3 separate regions of the Homo sapiens genome follow, and regions 1 and 2 are each linked to region 3. The links are chromatin loops, found by intact Hi-C in ENCODE. Cell type or tissue: heart right ventricle. All regions are shown on one strand.

The links. Hi-C counts contacts between places; a loop is a spot of excess contacts. Peaks named below come from ENCODE experiments on the same cell type or tissue, not always from the same donor. Only the 100,000 strongest peaks of a DNase experiment are listed, where the experiment ranks them.
Region 1: it touches region 3 in a loop (5-fold over the local background); 3 of 110 quality-filtered maps call a loop at or near these places.
Region 2: it touches region 3 in a loop (2.4-fold over the local background); 8 of 110 quality-filtered maps call a loop at or near these places.

What each region holds. Positions count from the first base shown.
Region 1 is chr12:19,951,017-19,953,516 of GRCh38, forward strand. No RefSeq gene overlaps it. Among named protein-coding and RNA genes, the nearest start is that of LINC02398, 62 kb to the right of the region's middle. In heart right ventricle, no CTCF peak of the experiment used is centred here; no DNase peak of the experiment used is centred here; H3K27ac peaks cover 912 bases.
Region 2 is chr12:19,892,732-19,895,231 of GRCh38, forward strand. No RefSeq gene overlaps it. Among named protein-coding and RNA genes, the nearest start is that of LINC02398, 120 kb to the right of the region's middle. RefSeq lists an enhancer at 2,092-2,201. In heart right ventricle, a CTCF peak has its summit at 973; no DNase peak of the experiment used is centred here.
Region 3 is chr12:19,846,567-19,849,066 of GRCh38, forward strand. All of the region lies in intron 1 of LOC105369682 (a long non-coding RNA gene), which reads right to left. Among named protein-coding and RNA genes, the nearest start is that of LINC02398, 170 kb to the right of the region's middle. In heart right ventricle, no CTCF peak of the experiment used is centred here; a DNase peak (open chromatin) is centred at 955; H3K27ac peaks cover 2,500 bases.

The DNA.
Region 1 (2,500 bases), 100 kb after region 3:
GCTGTGGCCCAGATTCTAACAACCTTTCACTTAGACTACCGCCACATTCTAAGTTGGACTCTTCATTTACAAGTTCTTTTGTCAACAAATGGCAATAAAATAAGATTTTTTTTCTATCAGAGGTAACTTATTTGATACTTCCCAAAAGTACCCAGTTGCCTTTGTTATCAAACTCCAAACCTTGTGCCCACAAACTTTCTAACAAGTATAACTAAAATGTATTGACCATTTTATTATACACCAAGCTTTACACTAAACATGACATAGATAATATATATAATCTATATATAATCTCATTTAATATATATTTAGAAAAATAACAATATCACATATGTTAACTTATATCATATGTATTATATCACATGTATTATACTATGTATTATATGAGTTTTATGTACATCTCTTTTTTATGAAAATCTGATTTTATACATCTGCACTGTCCAATATGCTAATATTTAATATAATATATATACATATATATAATCTCATTTAATCTTCATGGAGTGGGTACCATTTTGAGTCCTCGATGTGAGGATATTGAAGCCGAGAGAGACTATATGACTAGCTAGTGGCCAGTGGATCTAGGCTAAGTCTGTCAAGTGTCAATTTCCAGGCTGATCACCTCTACTTCCTTCCTCCCTAACCTCTGTTTGCTTTGTGTTGATAAGTTTTGTATAAAGCTGTCTATTTTATTTCCCATTCTACTCTCTTAAATCAGCCTCGGGTATATAGTGTTTCATTCCAGAGTCTTTCTTCTGCTCAATCATTTTCCCCTCATCTCAATCAAATCAAATCAAATCCCTAGTCCGGGAAACACAGCTTGCCTCTCAATTGCTTTTTGGTGAATGCTTCCCAGGCTAATGCTATCAGATAAGCCCTCAACACTTGTAAACTTTACATATATTTTGAGTTGTTTTGATGCAGCTTTTTCAATCTCTATCATTTAATTTACATCTGATCCTTACGTAGGTGTTCTGTTTCTTTTCTTTGTATCTCTTCACCCTAGTCTGTGCTAGATAGAAAACAGTAACATTACGGAAACCTCTGCCAGGCATGGGGAATGTTTTTATGTCTTTAGCCCTCTGAACTAACCAAGCTCTTCCAGCTACTTATCACTTATTCACTCATTTACTTTCACCAAGCTCCTAATCTACTTTCTCAGTTTCAACAAATATTTAGCATCAACTGCATGAACACACCACACAACATGCATTCAAAGTGCAAACCCTATCCTAATAGTAAAGAACAAAGAAAACCTTGTATAACAGGTGCTATGAAAACAGTATCAATTTCTACTAATTCTTATTCCTCTAAAAAGAAAAAGCAGAGTTAGTTGGCTTCCTATTTAACTAGGTTCACATCTTTATTCTACTCATTGCCTCCCCTCACATTTCTGTAGTTGACTAGGAAAAGGGTACATCATCATATAATTTGCCAGTCACAGCCCTTTCTTTTTATCTTGCTTTTGCGTCTGCCGTATATTGTAATCACAGTGTTAGTGTAAGCTGTAGAAAATCACATTTGTATGTGGCCTTGTCCTCACATAAATGTATCCTATATATATATTTCTGTAAAACACATAACTGCTTGCACAGATACACAGATGAACACAATCATTGGAGAATGTAGCTGGTAGGATGAGAGGATGCTTGGCTCAGTAAAGGGAAGAGAAGTAAAGTCCAAGGGACCCTACTTCTATCTTTCCTCTTAGAATTGAGTTCTTCCTTGGCTCTCGTGTTTTATTGTTTTAACTTAATATCACATGTATTATACTATGTATTATATGAGTTTTATGCATGTCTCTTTTTATGAAAATATGATTTTATACATCTGCACTGTCCAATATGCTAACCACTAGCCACATGTGGCCATGCTATACTTGGAATGTAGCTGGTTCAAACTACTCTAAGCCTAAATAGATTCCATATTTCAAAGACCAGGTAGGAAAAATGTGACATTAAATATCTCCTTAATAATTTTTAATTTTGATCATTTGTTAAAATAACATTTTACTATATGTAGTTAAATAAAACATATTTTATTTAACATTTAAATAAATATTTCTATACCTTTTTAAAGGTATAGAAATTAATTTTAACTCTTTCTTTTTACTTTTAAAATATAGCTACTAGAAAGCCAGCACACACATGGCTTTTGTTTGTGGCTCTTACCGTATTTCTATTGGAGAGTGTTATTATAAATGTCAGTGATTGTGCAGATTATTCAGACCTGCATATATGCATGTTGTGTGGTGTGTTCATGCAGTTGGTGCTAAATATTTGTTGAAACTGAGAAAGTAGATTAGGAGCTTGGTGAAAGTAAATGAGTGAGTAAGTGTTAAGTAGCTGGAAGAGCTTGGTTAGTTCAGAGGGCTAAAATTTGCTGCCAGATATTTAAGAATCTAGGTATCATTAGATATAATGGAGATGCAGAGGCAGGAACTTTACAAACAAATGCTGTGGGATTGATAGAAAATAAGGTATGATAACTAAGGCATCCC
Region 2 (2,500 bases), 46 kb after region 3:
AAGCAAGGTGCAGACATTATTACACTTTTTCCTTAAATACTGCAGCGTGTATTATCTCACAGACACAAAGAATATTCTTCTTCATAAGCCCAGTATTGCCATCACACCCAGCTATTCCCCAAACATTCTTTGTAGGTGTTCCTCCACTTCCCAGGATTATGTATTTCATTCAGTTATTATGTTTTGTATTCTTTTTAAATCTCCTTTTCAATATCATTTATGCAACTGACATTTTTCAAGAATCCATGATGATGATATTAATCCAGAACGTCCCACAATCTGGGTTTTTCTAATTTCTTTCTTATAATTAGCTCCAGATTAAACATTTTGGCAAGAATGCTAAATAGGTAATGTTATGGAAACAGGCAAACTTTAGAGACTGGGAGGGTGCATTATTAGTCATTATGCTGAAACTACAGGTATAAACTGGAATGTTGGGCCATGCTAATCATAGAACCCCACCTACAGCCAAAATAGCTAGTCTGGGAATTGGCACAGGATCTAAAATGGGCCAATAGGAGTTCTATTTTTTTTAAATATTTTAAATTGATCTGAGGAAAAAGGACTCCTACAGATTGTTGCTAAGCTGTTTGTCTGAAGCTGGGAAAGATTTAGATGTAGGTAGAAAACACAGTAAGAGGGTCCTGATGGCATTTGTCCTTTCATTTCAGGTTCTCTCTTAAAATCAGGTTCACCTTTGTTCTTTTAATACAATTTATTGAACATTTATTATGTGCTAGACGATTTTTAAGTGCTTTGCATGTATTAAATCATGTAATCCTCCTAACACAGTTCCATGAGATGGTTTTTATACTGTCCCCATTTTAGAGATGCCAAGGAAGGAAAGCTTGATTTACTTGCCAAAGATTTCACAGCCAAAAGAAGATAATGGAACCAAAAGAAGAATCCATAGCACATGATCTTGATCACAGTGGTAGGGTTACACCAGAAGGGATGAGACTCCACCTACTGTTTACTCTTGTGCTTAAACTAGTCAGCTTGGATTTTTGTCTGCAATCCCAGAGTCCAGGTTAATACACTTATGACTTCCAGTCTTCAGATATGAATGGATAAAACCCCCTTCTCAGACCCTGTTTTTGCCTCTTTTAGACACAGGCCTTCATTATGATTAGGAGCGTGCTCTTAATTAGGAGTTTTCCAACAATTTGTTTGTAAGGCCCTACAGGATATTACTGTAAGGAGTACATTAATAATGAAAGAATTTTGACAAAGACAGGGTTGAAGCTTTGATAATAACTGTTTAGTCAAACCTATTAAAACATTGAGGACATCAATTAAGAGGAAATAATATTCTACACATTGAACCTCTTTCACTATATTATTATCTAAAAGCAAATTGTTTTAAGAGGCTCTATTCTTAATGTGTTGGAAGACTGTGTACTCAGTTTTAAAATACAAAACAGAAGTTAGTATGAAGGAAGTGGTCTTCTTGATGACAGGGACAGATGACAGGGTATTGTGAAATTTTAATATGTAGCATGATTGGTTGTAAATTGTTCCCACATAGCTGAAGTAATTTGCAAATAAGAGATGATGAGTCAGATCTTCCATGGGTATGGTAATACATGCCAGTGAATAAAATCTGAAGTTACATCGGTATGATTTAATTTTGAGTTACATTGCTGTCAATTCATGTATATCAATAGAATCACTCCAAGTTTTAGGACTCCAGGTATAAGTTTTAGGATGTGTGTGTGTGTGTGTGTGTGTGTGTGTGTGTGGTGGTGGGGGGCTTCCTGAGGCTAAAGTGCAGTGGTGCAATCACAGCTCATTGCAGCTTCAGGTGTTCACCCACTACACCCAGCTAATTTATTTTTTGTGAGGACAGTGGCTCGCTATGTTGCCCAGGCTGGTTTTGGACTCCTAGCCTCCAGCGATCCTCCCACTTCCGTCTCCCAAAGTGCTGGGATTTCAGGCACGAGCCACGGTTTCTGGCCTGATATTTATGTTTTTAAAGATGAAATATAAAACTAAGATATCGTCCAGAGGCATAAGTTCTATACCCATTTTTATACTAACCATCAGTATCTGAGTATTTTTCACAATAAATTTGGAATCAACATTTGACTAAGAAGATTAAAGAAGAGTCACATATATGGGTTAAAGGAAATAATGTTTCTGTTGATAGAGCATCTTTACACGGGAGCTGTTGTCGCTTCTATTTTAAAGAAGGAAAGGTTGAGTCATCAAGCTACTTGTTTCAGGTCAGTTAGTAAACAGTGGATCTGAGACTAGAACTCGGGTTTTTCCCACTGCAGAGAACAAAGATTTCTGTCACATGCTGGTGTTTAAGAAAGAATAAATGGTGTAGAATGAGTAAAAGAAAGTAATCATGAGTGTAGCACAGGATTGGCGGTAAGCCTTGATTTAGAATATTTGCTGATGTAATAAATATGCTAAAGAAGGGTTAAACAGTGTGATCGTCCAGTTATTTTGATTTTATGTAATTTCTTTCCTTCATATGTAAAGAGAATCAAAT
Region 3 (2,500 bases):
TATGTAAGCTGGCCTGTGTCGTTTTTGTGATATCTGGCCTTACTTCTAAGATACTCTAAAATCATTAGAGATAACATGACTGTGGGCCTGAAAAGTTTCTATAGGTATTTTCTTTTTGAACCATATACTAAACATGGTTGAGTAAAGATCATTTGTCTGTCAGCCTTACTAAAGATAAAATGGAATGTGGAGGTTGGTTGCTCAAGAATGAATCATCTCCTTACCGCTAGAATTATTCCCCTCAGCAAAAGGTATGCTGTGCTTAGTTGAGAAAAACGTGGAAGCTGCTAGATTTTAGGTTATAGAATTTTTAGTCTCTATCATTCAACACTTGAAATAGAAATGTTCTGGTAGTGAAGCTCACAAAAATATAAGCAGTTCTCATAAAGAAACAGGAAATTTAATGTGTGTGATTATTTCCACTATGTTAATTTACAGCAAAAAATGGCCTATTTTTTTTCTGTCCACTTTGGAGTTGAAAGGAATATTTTTAAAAACCCAAGTTAGTGGAATTTTTAAACCAGTTTTGATCGTGAATATTTTAGTCTAAATATTTCTCTCTGGAAATAATCAAGATTGTTTACAGTTTTAAAGTTGTTTCAGAACAGTATCAGGATTAATTAATACAGTTAATATGTCAAATTTCTTTTGAAATATTCAAGCTTTGTTTGAGTTTTATTTTTCTGCCCTGGATGCCTGAGAAATTGAAAGAGTGTAAGAACAGTTGGCATAGACCTTTCCTTCTTGAATTCAGTTAAGCTTATCACAAACTATGTCATGGCCAGAGCTTAACGCGTTGTTCCCCTTCCAGAAAACTATTTGCCAAATATAACACAGTTCAGATGGTGGGAAAACTGTGAAGCGTTCACATTTAACCTAGACTTCTCCCCCAGTGTACAAGTTTAGAGATGAAGAAAACATGCTGATAAATCAGCATACCTGCCCGCCACCTCCCCCACTTCTGAAAACCACAAAAGCAGAAGCAGCCATTATTGGATCCTTGACGTGGAGTTTTCTGCTCTGAGCCTATTTGGAGCTGTCGGTTAACAATTTGAAACAACATGTGAGGGTGAAGGGTGCCTGGATGGATAACTATGAATGTTATTTAAAAAATATGATGCTGCCTAAAGACTACAGCCAGCTATCTGGCCTGTGAATGTGGAGACTCTTTCATCTTCGTCTCATTTGGTAATTAGCACACTGACCCTGTGCAGACTAGAAGCATAAAAAAACATTTTGAAAAGTGCAGAGGAAGAAGGAGGATTAAGACAAACATTTATATAACCAGGAAAAATGACCCAGGAAAGACGGGAAATCTGGTGACACTCTGTTTATCCACAGTAATGTTAAAATAGTTTGCAAGTGAAACAAAGCAGATCCCTTGAATAAATCACTGAGAAAGTAGAAGGATCGACCAACAGCCAAGATCATGTCACGAGCTATCCGTGTGATGTGATCCTCCCCTATTATACCAGACTGATGGCTTTCCATTGAATATCACCTCTCTCTTTTGTCTCTCCAGCTTTTTCCATCATGGAATTATGTGAAAGTGGGCTGCTGTAAATAGGAATTGGAAGGGGTTGAAGACGGCATAAATTATTAGGAAAGGGGAGAGTATCAGGATGTTTGGGCTCTAATTAACACCCAAACATTAATTTAAATCAGAGGCAGTTTAATGAATGTTGAATATCTGAAAAAAAAAAACTTCATAGCAATTTCATGAGGGGCAAAATCTCAGTTGTTTTTCTAGGTCATCTGCACTATGAGAAGATTTGCTCTTCTGAGGTTAGCAAAATTGGTGTTGGTCTCTGTCTAAAAGCTGAAGCAAGCCAGGTGTGGTGGTGCACGCCTGTAGTCCCAGCTACTTGGGAGGCTGAGGTGGGAAGATCACTTGAGCCCAAAAGTTCAACTCCAGCCTGGATGACATAGCATAGACCCCTGTCTCTTAAAAAATCAAAAGCTGAAGCATACAAGCTATCAGAAAGTTAACTGAACTTTCTTAACTTTTATATAAGTGGCTTTGGTTCAGTGCCAGGTAATTATCTCCAGGGAAAGATAAGCTCTTTTGCAAGCAGTTTTCAAAAGTTTGATGGTCTAACTGCTTGCCAGTTAGATGCTAAGAGCCCTAGCCTGGCATGATGAAGGATGCCGCTTATTTGTAAACCACATTCTTCTGTCATCAGGATTCCGAGAGAAGTCTGTGGAATGGTTTACATGGACTTTGCATTTATGCATTCATTTATGAATAGAATTGCTCAGGTGTGGAAGAGACAAGCAAACAACAGTTCCTTGTCCTCAAGAAACTCATCATCTGTTAGAGAAGTAAAAATTTAAATAATCATACAAATTGAGGAAGTACAAAATGTGAAAAAGACTAATTAAATGACAAATTAGCATTTTAAGTAATAATTGCTCTGAATTCAAGGGAGGTAGAGATCAAACAGGCTAGAGTAATTATGAAAGTTTTTGTGGAAGACAGGGGCCTTTCATACCACCTCAC